2 separate regions of the Mus musculus genome follow, and region 1 is linked to region 2. The links are chromatin loops, found by intact Hi-C in ENCODE. Cell type or tissue: left cerebral cortex. All regions are shown on one strand. Each heading gives the region's core, and the rest is flanking DNA. Links, peaks and the distances in the headings are about the cores only. Region 1 overlaps Dhx34 (DEAH (Asp-Glu-Ala-His) box polypeptide 34). Region 2 holds the start of Sae1 (SUMO1 activating enzyme subunit 1).

What was found. Hi-C counts contacts between places; a loop is a spot of excess contacts. Peaks named below come from ENCODE experiments on the same cell type or tissue, not always from the same donor. Only the 100,000 strongest peaks of a DNase experiment are listed, where the experiment ranks them.
Region 1: a loop joins it to region 2, with 2.1 times the contacts of the local background. A loop is called at or near these places in 8 of 42 quality-filtered maps.

The regions. Positions count from the first base shown.
Region 1 is chr7:16,196,338-16,206,228 of GRCm38, reverse strand. Dhx34 (DEAH (Asp-Glu-Ala-His) box polypeptide 34) reads left to right here. Exons shown (of 17, transcript NM_027883.3): 8 at 48-241; 9 at 731-832; 10 at 2,126-2,362; 11 at 2,482-2,655; 12 at 2,940-3,057; 13 at 4,193-4,299; 14 at 6,270-6,554; 15 at 7,208-7,384; 16 at 7,528-7,663; 17 at 8,799-9,008. The coding sequence ends at 8,932. Among named protein-coding and RNA genes, the nearest start is that of Dhx34, 21 kb to the left of the region's middle. In left cerebral cortex, for the core only: no CTCF peak of the experiment used is centred there; a DNase peak (open chromatin) is centred at 4,336.
Region 2 is chr7:16,382,589-16,392,479 of GRCm38, reverse strand. Sae1 (SUMO1 activating enzyme subunit 1) reads left to right here and starts at 4,584. Exons shown (of 9, transcript NM_019748.3): 1 at 4,584-4,839. The coding sequence starts at 4,730. In left cerebral cortex, for the core only: a CTCF peak has its summit at 4,457; a DNase peak (open chromatin) is centred at 4,604; H3K4me3 peaks cover 1,456 bases; H3K27ac peaks cover 426 bases.

The DNA.
Region 1 (9,891 bases), core at 2,085-6,084, 190 kb after region 2:
GCAGAGAGCTGACTTTCCCGAGGCTTAGCTGCCCCTGCTGTCCACAGGGAAGATGCTGATCCTCGGCTCCATGTTCAGCCTGGCAGAGCCTGTGCTCACCATTGCTGCTGCCCTCAGCGTCCAGTCACCATTCACCCGCAGTGCCCAGAGCAACCTGGACTGTGCCACTGCCCGGAGACCGCTGGAAAGTGACCAGGGTGACCCCTTCACACTCTTCAATGTCTTCAATGCCTGGGTGCAGGTGAGGCTGGGCTGGGTGCCTTTGTCATTCAACCCCACTGGAGGACCCTCCAGCTGTGCTGCTTCATGTTTCTGAGCCCTGAGTCTACCCAAGGAATCTCTGTCCCTGCCATTCATGCTCTGGTGCCCAGGGTGGGGGTGGGGGTGGGGGTGTGGCAGCCAGTGCCCAGCCCAGGATCCACAGGGTATCCGACAGAACCCAGTGCTATCTAGAGAAAGGCCAACCTTCCTGGGGGACATTATATACCCAGTCTACCATTCCTGAGCCCTCATCAGTGGCAGTTCAGGGGGAGGACCCAGGACACCTAACCCAGCATGCTGTCTGGGTGCTCCTGTCGGGGTGCATGAGCTCTGGGGCTGAGTCCTGGAAAAAGGATAGGAGGGTCCCTTAGAGCGGCCCCCAGCCCGCCCTGCTTCAGAGGCTCCCGTGCTGGGGCTTGCTCCCACAGCTGGCCAGGTCCTCACTCTGAGGTGTCTGCCCCTCAACCAGGTGAAGTCTGAGCGGAGCGGAAACTCTCGAAAGTGGTGCCGCCGCCGGGGTGTGGAGGAGCACCGGCTGTATGAGATGGCCAACCTGCGGCGCCAGTTCAAGGTGAGGACCAGACCCTTCTGGGTGACTGGGTCCCCACCACATCACCGTCCCACAAGGGGAGCAGGACTGGGGCAGCCTTGGCAAGGTGGCAAAAGCGTGGACCTTGGAGAGTGTTCTTGGGGAAGGCACACGGGTCACTGGCTGTATGGCATCCTAGGGGAGAGGCTCACCTTGGCCCCAGGCTGCTGACCTGCAGCTCAGGGTGAGTGTTGGGGGCGGGGGGGGGGGGCATTCAAGGTGACAGGACAGCCAATGTGTCTGCAGCCCAACGTGGCTCGGCTCGTTCTCACAGTGTGGTTTCCCCTGAGGCCCCGCCCTCCACCACAACCCTTGGGCCTTAGCTTCCCCTGGAAATTTCCCCTGGAAGATGAAAGTAATGACACTCTTCAGTCCCAATGGGCAGATACAATAGCTCTCCAGCTGCCGCCTATGTTCACGTGGCAGGCTGTGTGGGCAGCGTGTCACTGTGGTCACTGGAGGTGAGTGAGGACAGAGCTGTGCGCTCCACTGTTGTGTGGCTTCAGTTCTGTGTGCCTCTCTCTGTCACTTACAGGAAGCTCAGATACACTGAGCTTTGTGGTGGTCTGTAGCATGGAGGCAATAGGAGTTCCTGGGGTAGCCCATGGCCTCGAGGGCAGGTGGGCCAGTTAGGACTCAGAAACCTTGCTAGGCTCTCAGTGTTGGGCTCAGTCATTCCTTGCCCACTTCTGCAGCTTCCAGAGCTTTGGTTCTACTCTTGTTGACCTTGAACCCAGGGCCTTGTTCATGCTAGGTAAGTGCTTTATCACTGAGTAGAAACGTCCAGTCCCTCTTCTCTTCACAGGGCCTTATTAAGTAGCCCAGGCTAGCCCCAAACCCATGATTTCCCTGCCTCAGCCTCTTGAGTGCCGGGATGACAGGTATGCATGGCCAGGTCTGGCTTGAGATTAGGTGTTCCTGACAGGTTCCCAGGCATAACCCAGCTTTGAGAAGAATCTTGTGGGACCTTGAGGGCCCCATGCTAGCCCTCAAGTGAGCCTGCAGGCAGCTCTGGGAATAGCTGCTATTGACTCTCCTGTGAACCATCTGTGCCTGACCAGATGTTCATGAGTAAGAGCTGTTCCCAGGGCACAGAACTCAAGTCTGGGGCCAAGGACTGACCTCCCCGCCCCCCGCCTCCACAGCCTTGGGAGGTATGGGGTGACCCTCACTCTGCACTGAGGAGAATATACCAGGAAGTTATCACATACCAGCCTGTGGGCCTGAGGCTGTGTCAGCCCAGAGCCCACTCACCTGAGCCCTTCTTGTTCATAGGAGCTGTTGGAGGATCATGGATTGCTGAGTGGGGCCCAGGTAGTGGCCCCAGGGGACAGCTACAGTCGGCTGCAGCAGCGCCGAGAGCGCAGGGCCCTGCACCAGCTGAAGCGACAGCATGAGGAGGGTGGGGGACGCAGGCGCAAGGTGCTGAGGCTGCAGGAGGATGGCTGCTCCAGCGATGAAGAGGACCGAGAGGGCTCTACCTCCCAGAGGGCTGACAGCGTTGACATCCAGGTGGGACGGCCATGTACGGGGCCAGGGGCATGAAGGGGCATGGGACACAGGAGACACAAACACCTTCTAGAGCAGGGGTCGGGATCCCTCAGAGCCACCACGCATTCTTGCCTTTGCAGGATGTGAAATTCAAGCTTCGGCACAACCTGGAGCAGCTGCAGGCAGCTGCCAGCTCAGCCCAGGACCTGACCCGAGACCAACTGGCCCTGCTCAAGCTGGTGCTCGGGCGGGGGCTGTACCCACAGCTGGCTGTGCCCGATGCGTTCAACAGTGGCCGCAAGGACTCAGACCAGGTAGACTTCTCTTTTAACGTGTTTCCTCAGCACCCCCTGGGTTCCAGGGAACTTAGTGTGACAGAAAGACCCTTGGCTTTGTCCTTGGGTTGCTCTGCACACTAGCCAGAGGGGACAGGGCTGGAGGAGGGCAAGGCAGAGGGTCACACCCAGCTTGGGCAGGAATCTGGAGGACTTGGTGAATAAGGAGAAGGACTTTGTCCCAGGGGAGGAGAAAGGGCACTGGGTATTCCGCGGGACAGGTCGGGGCCTCCTGTTCCAGTGCTTGCCTTTGGCCTCTGCAGATTTTCCACACGCAGGCCAAGCAGGGCACCGTGCTGCACCCCACCTGTGTCTTTGCCAACAGCCCTGAGGTATTACACACACAGGGGCAGGAGGCCTCAGGCCAAGAAGGGAGCCAAGGTACAGTGACCCTGGTGGCACGTGACAGATGGTGGCACCTCCAACTCAGGTCCCTCACTCGGGCATTCCCAGGGTTCCTTCCCATCCCCTATTTGTGCTGTGCTGTGGGAGGGAAACTCCAGGGAAGGCTCACCAGCCCAGCGGGCTGCAGACAGCACACTGTGCTGAACTTCCAGGCCGCTTCCTGAATCCAGCCAGTGAGACACTGCCGTTAGCACTGTGCTGGTTGGGAAGCGGGAAGCGAGAGCCTCAGCTTGGCCCTGAGGAGGGAGGTCCCCCCAGCTCTCATGCAGACAGGCAGCAACAGGCAGAGCCACAGGGGCCCCTACAGGCCAACTTCGAGAGCCAGCTCAACGCACCTTGGTGTGGAGAATGGGAGATGGTCACAGAAAAAGACAACAAGGCTTCGGACTGGCAGAGTGGAGGGCAGAATGAACGCTGTTAACCATCGTGACCAGGCTGTGGCCCTCGCTGCTAGCATTTCCTTCCACCCTACCTCCCTTTTCGTCCTCAGCTTCTCTTTTTCTCCACTTTGAAAATTTCCAACCGTATGAGGCAGTGATGAGCTGTGGATGCCCTCGAGAACCCTCAGCAGTGGTCCCAGTCCCCAGCCTTGTTTGTCCCCTCACTAGCTACCTGGAGGGTTGGGTTCATTTTTCCCTTGTTGGTCTTTGCTGGAACCTCGTGTTTTTACAAATAATACTTCTACATTTATTGTGTGTGTGTTCAAGGGCATACATGTCACCGCAGGTACCGCAGGCAGAGGTCAGCCTGACGGAGTCAGCTCTCCTACCATATGGGTCCCGGGGAATTGAACTCAAGTTGTCAGACTTGGCAGCAAGCGCCTTTACCAGCTGAGCCACCTTACCAGCCCTTGCCAGAGCATTTCAAAGCACAGGCCAGACTTCATGTCATTTAGTAACAAGGACTGCATATGTCAGGATAGTGCTGGTGACCCATCAAGGTGGATAGCTGTTCCTTAGTGTCAGGCTGTGGCAGTGTTTGTAATAACTCAAAGTTGTCTTATGCCCAGGGCGTGCTGTCTGTGTGCTGTGACACGGGCCCTGAGTGATGGACGGGTGGCCATGGGTGCAGGGAGAGTCAGATGGCCTGAGATGCCTCTTTTGCTTTTCAGATGGCAGGGACCAAATGAGCTGCAAGCATCAGCTGCTGGCCTTCGTCTCCCTACTGGAGACCAACAAGCCATACCTGGTGAACTGCGTCAGAATCCCGGCCCTCCAGGTAGGCCTTGGCTCAGATTGGACAGTTGCCTGGAGGAGCCGCCCTCCACACCCACTGGCTTCTGGTCTGCAGCAGTTGTGGGTGGTTCTCATTTAAGGCTCTACACCATGGTTACTTGTTGAGTGCCCGCTGGTGCCAAGCACTGTCCCCAGCACCCAGAGGCATACCGAGGGTGCTGCCCTTCTGAACTCACAGTTCAGGGAAGCCCATGTCATGTCTTCAAGAGAACTCAGAACCTCTGTAATCCCAATAGGTGGCTCATGAGTTCCAAGCCAGCCTGAGCTATTTGAGATTTTGTGTATGTGTGTGTATGTGTATGTTTTTAAATCACCAGGAAAATTAGGGCTTGGGGAGCGGCCGGTGGGGCACCAGGTGGTACGACATGAGCTGATGAGATGTGCTGACTGGCTGCAGTCCTGAAGGGACCATGCCAGAATCACAGGAGTGTCCTTAGCTGAGGGCCAGCATGTGCCAAGGCCCCAAGGCAGGTGTGCGCTGCTGTATACAGCTGGAGACTGGGGCAGCTTTGATGTGGTGGCTGTGGGAAGCTGAGCCTTGTCCAGGAAGAGACTAAGGAAAGTGCCAGGCCTGCCCACAGTCGCCTCCATGGGCTAGGTGTTCCACTCTACCCACAGGAAGCTGAGGTCGAGTCACCGCCTGGGCTGCACAGGGAGAGGTAGATAATAGCTCTAGGGTCACATGCTGCCCCAACCGATTCTCCTGTCAGTCAGATGTCTGCACTATTCAGACCCCTCTGGTTTTGTTTCCCGGGGAAGGGCAGGAACCTGTGCAGGGGCCACAGGAAGTTGTGGCCCATGACCCACTGAGGCCTTTCCCTTGTGCCAGCCACCATTACTGTTGGGGCTGGGGGTCTGTGCCAGCTGGGTGGGGCTTACGTGCCAATGAAAAGCAACACAGCCAGGGCTTCTGCATACTACAGAGAGAGGCATGGTGTGGGACCCCGTGAGATGGTAGCAATGAGACATTCACCATTTGGGGTGACATCTGGATCCTAATCCCCTCTTGCTACTCCTTGCTTATGATGAGGGGAACATCACCCAAATGCCTGTCTTTCACCTATCCATGTACCCAGCTGTCTACCCATCAACCCTCATCTGTCCTTCCCTTCCCTGGCCATTCAGCTTCATGCCCACCTCCACTTGTCCACCCATCCACTCAAATGGACATCACCTGCCTCCAGTCCATCCACCCATAGTCAGCCCTACCCTTGTGAGATTGGCTCTGCCTTGGTGTCAGGAACCCATGTGCCTCTCTGTCTGGGGTCTTCCGGCCTCCATGTTCCTGCCTCAGCCTCCAAGGATTGGGATTAAAGCATGTGTCACCAGTTAACTACTTCCTTTGGTCACACTCCCTTTTTTGTGACTCCCTAAGGTGCCTTGATTCTTAGGTTTCCAGGATATTGCACTCTTTAATTTTATCCTTGTCTCTTTAAGTTGAATGTTGACTGGTGGTGGGGCTGGCTTTGTGCTGACCACTGTGTCTCCAACATGGCACCAGAGCATGGCAGAGGAGGCCTGCAGCATTGTTGGGCGGTTATATTGAGTAGACAGATGGATGGACGGGAGAACAGGCAGGTGGGGGGGGGCTAGGTAGTCAGGCAGGTGATGGGTAGACACTTGGATGGGTGGACAGGTGGGGTGGGCATGAAGCTGAATGGACAGGGGAGGGAAGGACAGATGAGGGTTGATGGGTAGTCAGCTGGGTACATGGATAGGTGAAAGACAGGCAGAGGCAGACAGTTGGGTACATGGATGGACGGGGGATGGATAGGTAGATGGGATAGATTAGTGGGAGAGGGACATGGGGTGTCGTGGTGGACAAGTAGGAGGTGGGCAGGTGAGGGATGAACAGGTGAGTGCACAGATGGATGGGTGAATGAGGGGTAGGCAGGGACACAGCCAGGTGGCACCTGAGGTGGCCTCCTGAGCCGCACAGCTTTTCTCTTGCAGTCCCTCCTGCTGTTCAGCCGCTCCATTGACACCAACGGTGACTGCTCCCGCCTGGTGGCTGACGGTTGGCTAGAGCTGCAGCTCGCAGATAGCGAGAGTGCCGTCCGGCTCCTGGCAACATCCCTGCGGCTCCGTGTCCACTGGGAAAGTGCCCTGGACCGGCAGCTGGCCCGCCAGGCCCAGCGACGGAAGCTAGAGCAGGAGGAAGACATGGGGTCTCCAGCAGTCAGCCCCCAGGAGGTGGCTGCTCTGAGCAGGGAGCTGCTGCAGTTCATGGTGGCCAAGGTACCAGAAGGGGGCGTCACTTAGTGGGGGCTCCTTTAAGGATTCAAAGAGGCTCAGTGGTACCTGAGGTCACATGGCTGATGTGGGGAAGCACCGGTGTTTGGCTCTAGAGGCCATGCTGCTAGACACCACTATGTGCCACGCACTGAGCAGATGACAGGTGCCTTCTGTATGCTAAGGACATGCGCAGCATGAGGGCCCAGGGGTCTCCTGTGAGAACAGAGAGGAAGATGTGAGCAGAGTGGGCTGAAACCATCCTCATGGCTGGGAATAGTCATTTCTGATTCTGCACCATGGGAGTCCAAGGAGAGGGGTGAATCCAGGCTGACTTCAGTGTGTGTGTGTGTGTGTGTGTGTGTGTGTGTGTGTGTGTCAGTCACACGCATGTGAAGACAGGCCTAGGCAGTTGGGGAAAGGGGACCAAGCCTGAGGCACCTTGCAGGAGGGACAAGGTAGCTAAGGTCTGGCCGTGGTCTCATCAGCTAGAGGCAGCAGAGGGTGAGCCTGGGGAGGGTGGCTGGAGGAGCCACTGGGGCCACAAAGGTCTGAAAGCAAGTTGGGAGTGGCTTAGGCAAAGTCCAAGGGAGGGCTTTAGGCAGAGCTGGCTCTGGGGGCGCCCACCCCATTTCTGTCTCTGCTCTCCCTTTCTGTAGGTTCCCTACCGCCTCCGAAGGCTCACTGGTCTAGAAGCCCAGAACCTCTACGTGGGACCCCAGACCATCACGACCGCCCCTAGTCTGCCCGGCCTCTTTGGAAATTCTACCCTGTCTCCACACCCCACCAAGGGGGGCTACGCTGTCTCTGATTATCTCACCTACAACTGCCTCACGGTGAGTGAGGTCGCTTGTGGCTTTGGAGTGGGTGGTTGGAAGCTCCAGGCCCAGCTGGCAGCTATAGTCACACTTATGCCCTGTGGGGGCTGGGAGCCTCCAGCCGCTGAAGCAGGGGTCCTGACACGTTTCCTCTGTCGTAGAGTGACACTGACCTGTACAGTGACTGTCTGCGTTCCTTCTGGACCTGCCCACACTGTGGCCTGCACATGCCCTTCACACCCTTGGAGCGCATTGCTCATGAGAACACCTGCCCTGAGGCGCCAGGCGATGATCCAGGCAAGTCTGTGTGTGTATGTGTCTCTGTGTGTATGTGTCTGTCTGTGTCTGTGTGTTTGTGTGTCCGTGACTGTCTGTGTCTTTGTGTGTGTGTCCTGTGCCAAGAGTGATATCCTTAACCACTGTCTACCATACATTGCTTCCTGTGACTGGCTTGCTGGATTCCTTGAAGCCTGGTTGCTCAGGGAGGGAGGAGCAGTGGGCTGGCTCTTCTCCTGTTTTCTCTTCAGTGGCGGTTGTGCTTTCCTTGTTGCACAGCCACTTCTGCCTTAGTGTGCTCTGCCTCATCTGCCACAGTGCCACAGTCCCATAGTGCCACAGTCATACAGACCCACAGACCCACAGTGCCACAGTGCCACAGTCACACAGACCCACAGACCCACAGTGCCACAGTGCTACAGTCACACAGACCCACAGTGCCACAATCACACAGTCACACAGTCTATCCCACAGTGCCATAGTCACACAGTGCCACAGTCACAGAGTCACAGAGTCACACAGTGCCACAGTCACATAGTCCCACAGTCACACAGTCACACAGTCTATTCCACAGTGCCATAGTCACACAGTCTATCTATCCCACAGTGCCATAGTCACACAGTGCCACAGTCACACAGACCCATAGTGCCACAGTGCCACAGTCACACAGTCACACAGTCTATCCCACAGTGCCATAATCACACAGTGCCACAGTCACACACACCCATAGTGCCATAGTCACACAGTCTATCCCACAGTGCCATAGTCACACAGTCTATCTATCCCACAGTGCTATAGTCACATAGTGCCACAGTCACACAGACCCATAGTGCCACAGTCCCATAGTCCCACAGTCTATCCCACAGTGCCATAGTCACACAATGCCGCAGTGCCACAGTCCCACAGTGCCACAATCTCACAGATCCACAGTCACACAGTCTATCCCACAGTGCCATAGTCACACAGTCACACAGTGCCATAGTCACACAGTACCACAGTCCCACAGTCCCACAGTCCCACAGTCCCACACAGCCACACAGTCACACAGTGCCACTCCGCAGGGGAGACTGTGGCTGTGTGCCCCCAATGCTGGGGCCAGGCTGGCTCACAGGCACCATGGTTGGGTGGGAACCAGAGCCATTCCTTTCCTTTGCAGGGTCTGAGGAGGCTGCTCCTGCACCACCACAGAAGACATCAGCCCTGCAGAGGCCCTACCACTGCCAGGTGTGCGGGCAGGACTTCCTCTTTACCCCAACTGAGGTACTAAGACATCGAAGGCAGCATGTCTGAGCCAGCACTGCTCCTGGAGCGCCCAAGTGGGGGACAGCAGTGTGTCCATGCAAATAAAGTCAGGCTTTGCTTCAGGACCTGTGCCTCCCTCACCCTCAGTGGGAAGAAACCCAGCCTTGGCCCTCGCCAAGTCAAGCCTTTTTTCAAAAATTAATTAATTGTTTTATTTATTTACATTTCAAATGTTGTCTCCCTTCCCAGTCCCCCTCCACAAGCCCTCCCCCCCACACCCCCTCCCTTTCGCCTGGAAGAGGGTGCTCCCCCCCCCCCCACTCCATCTCAGCCCTTTAGCACCTCCCTTCTCTGGGCCATCAAGGCTCCACAGAGCAAGCTTTTGTCTCTTTGATGTGTTTGCAGCCCTGAGGGGCCCTGGGAGGTGAGGTGAGCGGCCACACTGAGGCCCTGGTGAGTCTGTGTGTGTGGGATCTGGGAGCCTAGCCAATCTCCTGAGGCCTCTGAGTCTGTTGCCCCAGGTTTGCCCTTCCACTTGGGTCTCTGACAGTTAGAAGTAGAGATGGGGGGCGGGGCTAAAGTTCATGTGGGACCACGGCTACACCTGGAGATGCCCGCCCAGCCACTTCCTGCTGCTGGACTCCTAGTCACACCCCACTCCTTGGAGGCTTTCTGCTCCTCCCCCCGCCCCCCGCCCCCTGCATCCCTCCTCATCCCCTAGGCAGCTCCTCAGGCCTGCTTCAGGCATCCCACTCCCACTCCCACTCCCACTCCCACTCCCACTCGGCCCAGCCTCTTGTGACACATGCAGCCTCCGGAGTCAGAGGTGGAACCCAGCTGTGGTGTTATTAATGCATTGCTGTGACCTCAGTCCCCGACAGAGCATCTTAAGGCATGAAGGATTTCTATCCCCAGTCTTCACTGCAAACTAAGGAAGCAAGAGAGTGGACAGAAGTGAGGGACTTCCATCAGCCTCACACAATAATACCCTCGGGGCTGGGAGACAC
Region 2 (9,891 bases), core at 2,021-6,020:
TCTCTCTTTTTAAGATTTATTTTATTTATTATATGTAAGTACACTATAGCTGTCTTCAGACACCAGAAGAGGGAATCAGGTCTTGTTACAGATGGCTGTGAGCCACATGTGGTTGCTGGGATTTGAACTCAGGACCTCTGGAAGAGCAGTCGGTCGGCGCTCTTAACCACTGAGCCATCTCTCCTGGCTGTCCTGGAGCTAATTTTGTAGAGAAAGCTGGCCACAAACTCAAGAGATCCATCTGCCTCCCAAGGGCAGGGATCTAGCTATGCACCAACACCTCCCATCCTCTGTTGTCATGTTTTCTTGTTTGTTTGTTTGTTTAAAGATTTATTTATTTTATGTATGTGAGTATACTGCCACTCTCTTCAGACATACACGAATAGGGCATTGGATTCCATTACAGATGGTTATGAGCCATCTGTAACCTCTGAGCCATCTCTCCAGCCCTGCTATGTTTTCTTTTTTCCTTTCTCTCTTTTTTTTTGTTTTTGTTTTTGTTTTTTGGGACAGGGTTTCTCTGTATAGTCCTGGCTGTCTTGGAACTCACTCTGTAGACCAGGCTGGCCTTGAACTCAGAAATCCGCCTGCCTCTGCCTCCCAAGTGCTGGGATTAAAGGTGTGTGCCACCACGCCCCAGCCCTGTTATGCTTTCTTAACACAAAAGAATCAGGATTGGAATAAAACAATAGAAAATACTTTTTGTTGCATGCTTCTCTGTTTTTACTGCAGGTATTGAATTTCAGAACTACGAGAAGGATTTGTAAAATTCCCAGTATCTCAGTTCCACCGCAGACTAATTGGAGTCTCTGAAGGAGGTTTGGCAGGGCATCTGCTCCAAATCTCCCAAGGTGATGCCTATATACAGGTGGGAGTGAGAATTCTCACTGCCTATGTCATGAGTGGTAAGCAGTCACCTGGGCAGATGTAATTTCACAATCTTTAAACCCAGGCACCTAAGCTATTTAATAGCTGTTCTTCCCCCTTTTTAAGGTACAAAGCCTTAATTTGGCAATTGTTCTAATGCACACTTTTCTAAAACAAAGCAACAAGTGATTCCCTCTGAAAATGTGCAAAGGAAACTAAACACAATGCCTCCAAGATCTACTGGTATTCTCATTTCCACGATAGTTGTATTCATTCGCTACCTAAGACAACCAGTTGTTGGATGGAAGGGTCTATGGTGGATGGAACAGGTTTGGAAGCAGAAGTGTGTGGTCGCTGGTCACGTGGCATCTGCAGCCAGAAAACACAGAGGGATGAATGCTGGTGCTCAGCTTGCTTTCTGCAGTCTGGGATGGTGGAGCGATGCTGCTCTCTCTGAAATTAACCTAAGCTGGAAACTCTCACCAATACACCAGAGGTTTGTCTCCTAGGTGACATTCTCATCTTGTTAAAACAGACAATGCTAACCATTGCATCAGCTCTATTCCTTTTGGAAATCATTTTATTATATTTGTTTTTATTTCTTTAGTTGTGTGTGTGTGTGTGCACATGCTTTTTTGTTTGTTTTTGTTTTTGTTTTTGGTTTTTGGTTTTTTGAGACAGGGTTTCTCTGTATAGCCCTGGCTGTCCTGGAACTCACTCTGTAGACCAAGCTGGCCTCGAACTCAGAAATCCACCTGCCTCTGCCTCCCGAGTGCTGGGATTAAAGGCATGTGCCACCACGCCCGGCTTACACATGCATTTTTAAAAAAGATGTACTTATTTATTATATGTAAGTACACTGTAGCTATTTTCAGACACACCAGAAGAGGGGCATCAGATCTCATTATGGATGGTTGTGAGCTACTGTGTGGTTGCTGGGATTTGAACTCAGGACCTCCGGGAGAGTAGTCAGTGCTCTTAGCTGTTGAGCCATCTCTCCAGCTCTTGGCTTTTCTTGACAGTGTTCTCTGTGTAGCCCTGGCTGTCCTGGAATGCTCTCTGTGGACCAGACTGGCCTGAAACTCAGAGATCCTCATGCCTCTGCCTCCTGAGGCATGCACCACCACTACCCTGCTAAGTATTTTTAATTTTTTTGACGATTCCATACATACACATAATGTTATCCCATCATAGTTGCCAGCCCTCATTATCCTCTTCTATCCATTTCCTTCTCCCATCAATTGCTCTTTTAATAAACAACCACTAACTTCCAAGGTTTTTGGTATTATTTTATTTGTGAGTGCATGTGAAAGCGTGTGTGAATGTGTGTATCTCTCTCTCCTCTCTCTCTCTCTCTGTATATATTTAATTACGGTTGCTTTCAAAAGCATTGGTTGAGGAAGTGTTGTTATCATTTACAATATTGTGTGTGGTGTATGTGAGCTTATCAGTGTCTCATCCAACCTGTGGAGGTCAGAGGATAACCTCTAGTGTCAGTCTTTATCTCCCACCTTGAATAAGACCACATCCCTTTTTTGTTTTGTTTTGTTTTGTTTTGTTTTGTTTTGTTTTGTTTTACAAGACAGGGTTTCTCTGTGTAGCCCTGGTTGTCCTGGAACTCACTCTGTAGACCAGGCTGGCCTCAAACTCAGAGATCTGCCTTCCTCTGCCTCCCGAGTGCTGGGATTAAAGAGTGAGTTCCAGGACAGCCAGGGCTATATAGAGAAGCCCTGTCTCGAAAAACAAAAACAAACAAACAAACAAACAAAGAGTTCAAAGCTGGGGCTGGAGAGATTGCTCAGTGGTTAAGAGCACTGGCTGCTCTTCCAGAGGTCCTGAGTTCAATTCTCAGCAACCACCTGGTGGCTCACAACCATCTCTAATGGGATCTGATGCCCTCTTCTGGTGTGTGTCTAAAGACAGCTACAGTGCACTCACATAAATAAAATTAATAAATAAATCTTTAAAAAAAAGAGAGAGAGAGTTCAAAGCTGGGGCTGGCGAGATGGCTCAGCGGTTAAGAGCACCGACTGGCTCACATCCCTTTTTCATTGCAGCATATACCAGGCTGGGGGAGTCTGTCTTTGCTTCCTATCTCTAGGTGTGAGTGCTGGGATTGAAGACATGCTGACTACCAAATCTGGCTTTCTAAAGAACCAAATTTAAATCCTCACATTTGCAGTCCACTGGTTGGTCTGGAGCTGCTATGTAGATCAGCCTAGCCTCAACTCACAGATCCACCTGCCTCTGCCTTCCAAGTGCTGCTATTAAAGGCATATTAAAGGCATGTGTAACCATACTGGGATTTATTCTAATTTTTTTTTTTTTTGAGGTAGAGTCCTGCTATGTGGTCCAGACTGGCTTTGAACTCTGTTTTTTTTTTTTTAAAGATTTATTTATTATTATATCTTAGTACATTGTAGCTATCTTCAGACACACTAGAGGAGGGCATGTGGTTGCTGGGATTTGAACTCAGAACCTTTGGAAGAGAAGTCAGTGTTCTTAACTGCTGAGCCATCTCGCCAGCCCCAGCTTTGAACTCTCTCTCTTTTTTTAAAGATTTATTTATTAATTTTATTTATGTGAGTGCACTGTAGCTGTCTTCAAACACACACCAGAAGAGGGCATCAGATCCCATTAGAGATGGTTGTGAGCCACCAGGTGGTTGCTGAAAATTGAACTCAGGACCTCTGGAAGAGTAGTCAGTGCTCTTAACCACTGAGCCATCTCTCCAGCCCCAGCTTTGAACTCTTTTTTGTTTGTTTGTTTGTTTGTTTGTTTTTGTTTTTTGAGACAGGGTTTCTCTATATAGCCCTGGCTGTCCTGGAACTCACTCTGTAGACCAGGCTGGCCTCCAACTCAGAGATCTTCCTGCCTCTGCCTCCAGAGTGCTGGGATTAAAGCTCTGGGCAGCCATCATCACCCAGCATCAGCCTTGGTTTTTGACCCAGGATATCTTCATTGGGATATGGGTTTGTTGGTTAGATAAGTGTGGGTCTGAGCAAGGCCCAGAAAACCTTCTCCCAAGTGCTGGGATTACAAATCTGCACTACAAATTTGTTTGTTTGTTTGTTTTGTTTTTGTTTTAAATAGGAATATAGATATTAAACTCAGGCAAGCACTTTACTGAGCCATCTTTTCAGTCCTTGACGGTTTTGAGACAGGATCTCATTCGTAGTAATTCTCCTACTTCAGCCTTGTGAAGGCATGAATGCTGGGATTACAGGCACGAGCTCATAAATTTAGGTTTGCTTCTGTTAACAGGATCTCATGTAACCCAGGCTGGCCTTTAACTTTTGATTCCTTTCACTTATTTTTGTCCAAAAGCTGTGATTACAGGCATAGCCCACCATGATCAATTTGAGTCTTGCATCTTACATAAGGATTTGAGAATGTGTCAGGAGAGGAGAGGGCAGAGAGGAGTCCTTCCTCTTTTTCTGTCCAGGAGGAAAGTCTAGCTTTCTTTTGTTTTATTTTTTTCGCCTCAATAGGTAGTGAGCTCCATGTGTTGTTATTTTAAAGTAGTATCTTTATTTCACCACACCATCGATGCTGGAATCCCGGTGACAACTCGATCCAGATCCGCTTCATAAATGACCGCGTGGACATCCTCGAGGAATCAAAACACCCGCCACTTTTCTTTTTTTTTCTTTTTCCTCTCCGGGATTGATTGGCGTCTCCATCACGTGATGGGGCAGCGAGCGGGCCTTGGAGTCTTCGGTATCCACGTGGTCTCCCGCAAAGCACGGAGGTGGCACTGCGCAGGCGCGGCTCTCTGCGCAGGCGCAAGCGCGTCCCCGGTGCACGGACTCGCTGCTGGCGGTTAGCGAGAGCGGGAGCGGGTGAGCTGAAAGCCGGCGCCATGGTAGAGAAGGAGGAGGCTGGCGGCGGCGGCGGCGGTGGCATCAGCGAGGAGGAGGCAGCGCAGTATGACCGACAGATCCGCCTGTGGGGACTGGAGGCCCAGAAGCGGTGAGGGGCGCCGCGGGCATCCTGCGGGCCGGCGTGTGGGCCCTGAGGGAGTGGGTGCGGCCCTGTTGTGGAGCGGAGGCGGGATTGCTGCACTTGGGTTTCCTAGTGCTTCAGAACTGACGAATGGACGGTGTTTCTGCAAAGTACCGGAGGTGGAGATGTCCCCTGTGTAGTATTGAGAGTGTCCTTGGAGGAGGCGGGGGAGAGGGAGGATTTGAACTTGAGGCTCCCTCGGTGTCAGTACCTGGTGATGGTGGGATTTAGGTGAGGCTTGTAGGGTCTAAGTGGGGTGAGCATTAGTGCAAAATAGGGGGGTGGCGGGCTGAGCTCATTAATTTCTATGCATGGGAACCTGTGTTGGACGCCCTGGGGACTTGACAAACCCCACAGGCTCCTCTAGAGGAGTGCTTGAGGGCAAGTCCTGACAAAGGGACCCCTGGAGAGGCGCAGAGTGGCCCAATTTATTCAGCACACAGCTACAGACGTTGGGTTGTTTGTTTGTTTGTTTGTTTTTCTTTCCCCTTCCCCCAGACCAGGTTTCTCTCTGTGGCCCTGGCTGTCCTGGGCCTCGCTCTGTAGACGATCTCAAACTCAGAGATCTGCCTGCTTCTGCATCCCGAATGAGTACAGGGATTAAAAAGGCACGTGCCATCACGCCTGGCTTCCTTAACATATTCAAGTTATAAATTATATTTTGTGGGGATATGGTTGTTCATATTTTTAATTCTAGTACTCCTGAGGCAGAGGCAGGAGTATGTCTGTGAGTTCGAGGTTAGTCTGAGCTATGTAGTTCCAACACAGCCAGGGCTACCACAGTGAGATCCTGACTCAAATCAAAACAAACTCCAAAGGTAATTGTTTTTATAGCTTAGGCTGGCTTTGAACTTGCAGAGATCTTACTTGTCTTAAGTGCTGAGATAAATACATGCATCATCACACATTGGCTCCCTAGGCATTTTTGGGGGGAGCATTTTTTGGGGGAGAGGTTTTAGAATTTTATGTTTTGACTTCTCTGTACGTTTTCCATGGTGTTGATGTGGATGCCAAAGGACAACTTTGTGAAGTCAGTTCCTTTATGTAGATTTTTGAGGTCTAAACTCAGGTTGCCAGGTGTCCCCCAGGCATTTGAGACAAGCACTTTACTTGGTGAGGCATCTTACTTGGGCTCCTTGAGCATTTTTTATTGAACTAAATAGGCTCCTTCCCAACTTGAAGCTTATGTTTTGATGGGGACTAAGAGCAATATTCATAAATAATAAAGTTCCATAGTGATAAGGCTCTAGGGTAGTGTCGTACATACACCTGACATTGCAGCACTTAGGAGGCTGAGGATGGAGGAGTGGGCTCAAAGTTAATCTTCAGTACAGAGTAGTTCAATGCCATCGTGAGTTGTACAGGGACACCTAACCTCAAAAACCAAAACACGGGCTGGTGAGATGGCTCAGTGAGTAAGAGCACCTGACTGCTCTTCTGAAGCTCCGGAGTTCAAATCCCAGCAACCACATGGTGGCTCACAACCATCCATAACGAAATCTGACACCCTCTTCTGGAGTGTCTGAAGATAGCGACAGTATACTTACATATAATAAGTAAATAAATACAATCTTAAAAAACAAAAACACTGTCAGGCATGGTGATACAAGCTTTGATCCTATCAGAGGCAGGCTAGGTCTACATAAACACCCCAATCAAACCAGAAAGCTGGACATTGTAATCCCAGTATTCAGGAGGCTGAGGAGGGAGGGAGACACCATATAAGCAAGATGTGTTAGTGCATGTCTGTAATCTTAGCCCTTGAAAGGTAAGTGCAGGAAGATCAGAAGTTCAAGGCCTTGGCATGGTGGCATATACCTTTATTCCCAGTGAGCTTTAGGCCACATGATCTACATAATGAGACCCTTACTTTTAAAGTGGGGAGGGTAGGACCGAGAGAGCAGCTCTTGGAAGTAGGGTCAGATTTCATTCCCCCTCAACCACGTGATGACTCACAACCACCTGTAACTCTGGTTGCAGGGAATCTGAAATCTTCTGGCCTCTGTGGGCACTGCGCATACATACATATGTGTATATGTGTTGCACATACATACACTCAGATGTGCACACATATAGAGTCTCTGAAGAAAAAAGGGAATGAATATACTTTATTATACTGAGACGTAAATGAGATAGCACATGTACAACTCCTATGCCCAGCAGACTTCAGTAGATTCTCTGTGATTAGACAAGTCTGAATATTAAGCAACAAAAGAAGGGAAAATATTAAGAGTGTTGAACCACTGACATGCCTAAGAGGTTTTCTGAGCAGTTATAGTTTCAGGGCCAGAGGTGGAATCCCGTGCTGGGTGTGTGTGTTTTACTTGGGTTAGAAATACTCCAGCTTCCCAGCCTACCCCAGCGGATGTTTGATTTTCCCTTTGAGACAGGGTTTCACTCTAACCCGAGCTGGCATCAGACGTGGAACAGTCCTCCTGCCCAGTGCTAGGAGAGCTGGCATCACAGGTGCAGAGAGATTTATAATCCCAGTGCTTCCAAGGTGGCTTCAGGAGGGCTAGGAGTTCAAGGCCAGCCTGGGCTACATGAGACTATCAAAAACAAAATAAGAAATTTCTGTTTTAAGCCTTTTCTCTCTGAGGATTTTAATAACGTAGCACAGTTAGCATAGAGGTTTATGTTTTGTTGGCTGAAATTTGACCTGTGCCTCATCTTCCGGATGCCACTTAAGCGTGGTGTTATGCTCTTTGGTGTATAGTTCAGTTGGTAAAGTGCTTGCTTAGCTTATACAGAGTCTTAGGTTCTGCTTCTTGCATTATATAAGAAAGGGCTCAGTAGCTGATGTCCATAATCTTTACCCTATCTCCCCCTCCTTAAAACAAAGCCAAAACAAACCCCACAAAGTTTACGGGCTATGGGCTTCTCTAGGAAAATGCTACTTTCCTAGAGAAAGTCTGATAACTAATGAATGAGTCACTTGTTTAAACTTGAGAGGTCAAGTAGGATCCTTTAATACCCCGGTCCTTTGTTGGGAGCAGCCTTACTTCCTGTGAAGAGAAGCTGGTTTGTCTTTAGCAGGTTAGCAGGTGAAAGAGTATAGAACGAAAAATAAAAGAGGATCCACAGGACTGATTTTCCACTAAGGTGGCAGAGAGACCATTCAAAGATTTGAACACTTGATAAAATCTAGCTTACATGTAAAGGGTTTGTCTGGGCTGGTCAGTGGCTAGAGCAAGGGCCTAGCATCTGAAGCCCTGAATTGTACCCAGTAGGTTAAACAAAGCATGTCTTTCCCCAACCTCCTGAGACAGGGTTTCTCTGTGTAGCCTTGGCTGTCTTGGAACTAGATCTGTAGACCAAGCTGGCCTGTAGACCAAGCTGGCCTTGAGTTCAGAGATCCTCCTGCCTCTGCTTCCCAAGTTCTGGGACTAAAGGTGTGTGCCACCATTGCCTGTCTCAAAATATGTCTTTGAAATGGGACAGTAGATTATAAGGGACAAGATGAAAGCATGGGGGCCAAATGCATTTCAGCAAGGTCTCCTATTACTCAGGTTGGCTTTATACTCGTGCTGATCACCTTGAACGACTGTTCCTCCTGTCTCTTGCCTCTCTCTCTCTCTCTCTCTCTCTGTCTGTCTGTCTCTGCAGTGATTGGATTATAGTTGTGTGCCACACACCATTTTTGCTGTGCTGGGGATGGAGCCCAGTATTTTGTGCTTGCTAGGCAAGTATTTTATCAACTGAGTTATAGCCACAGCTTCTCTGTTTTTATACTTTTAAGAAACAGAGTGTTGGGCTGTTGAGATGACTCAGTAACGAGCACTTACTGCTCTCAGGAGGTTGGTGTTCAGTCTCTGGAACCCACACGGCAGTTTACAGCTTCCTGGAACTCCACTTCCAGGAGATTTAGCCACTGTGGCTCTTGCACACATGTGCTGCACAGAGTTGTGTGCAAGCAAATACAACAAAAGAAATAATAAATCTTTTTATTTTTAAAGAAAGAAACAAGGTCTTGCTTTGTTCTTCCTGGGTTCAAGTGATGATCTTTCTGCCTCAGCTTCCAGCATAGTTGGAAGTGTATGTGCTTGCTTGCTTGCTCGCAGGTGCCTTTTATAGGTAAGAAGTGATGAGCACATGGCTAAGGTATATGTTGGGTAAGTGAAAGGATGTGTATGGTGTGCATACTTTTTTTTTTTTAAGATTTATTTATTATATCTACGCACACTGTAGCTGTCTTCAGACACACCAGAAGAGGGCGTCAGATCTCATGGATGGTTGTGAGCCACCATGTGGTTGCTGGGATTTGAACTCAGGACCTTTGGAAGAGCAGTCAGTGAGTGCTTCTAACTGCTGAACCATCTCTCCAGCCCCGGTGTGCATACTTTTTTCAACTTAAATAACGTGCCTCAGACAAACCTCACTGACTGCAATCATGTACTTATGTAGGATTGAATCCTAGAAGGGGAATTGCTACTTCAGAGAATATAAATAATAGCTACTTCATTAAGTGCTGACTGTGTGCCAGGTAGTGTTTTAAGCCTTTTTCATATAATTGAGCCATAAATAAGCTATGGTCTCTAGGGCCCTGGCATGAGGAGTTAAGATTAAAACATGATACTCATTTTTGATTGCTGCTAAATAAAGAGAGAATAGGGCTGGAGAGATGGCTCAGCAGTTAAGAGCCCTGACTGCTCTTCCGGAGGTTGTGAGTTCAAATCCCAGCAATCACATGATGGCTCACAACCATTCGTAATGAGATCTGATACCCTCTTCTGGGGTGTCTGAAGACAGCTACAGCAAGGCAATGGGGCCAGAGCGAGAAGAAAAAAAAAAGTATCTAAAGACAGCTGCAGTGTACTTAACATATAATAAATAAATAAATCTTTAAAAAAAAGACTAAATAAAGAAAGAATAGTTCCAGATCCCTCATTCCAAAGAGCTGGTTGTAGTGGCTGGGGGCTGGGGGACTGCAGAAGCCATGCAATAACCTGAGACTGGTCAGAGCCATTTCTCCCTTTTTATAAATATGTTCACAGAGTAGCCCTCTTTTTAGTGTTTCTA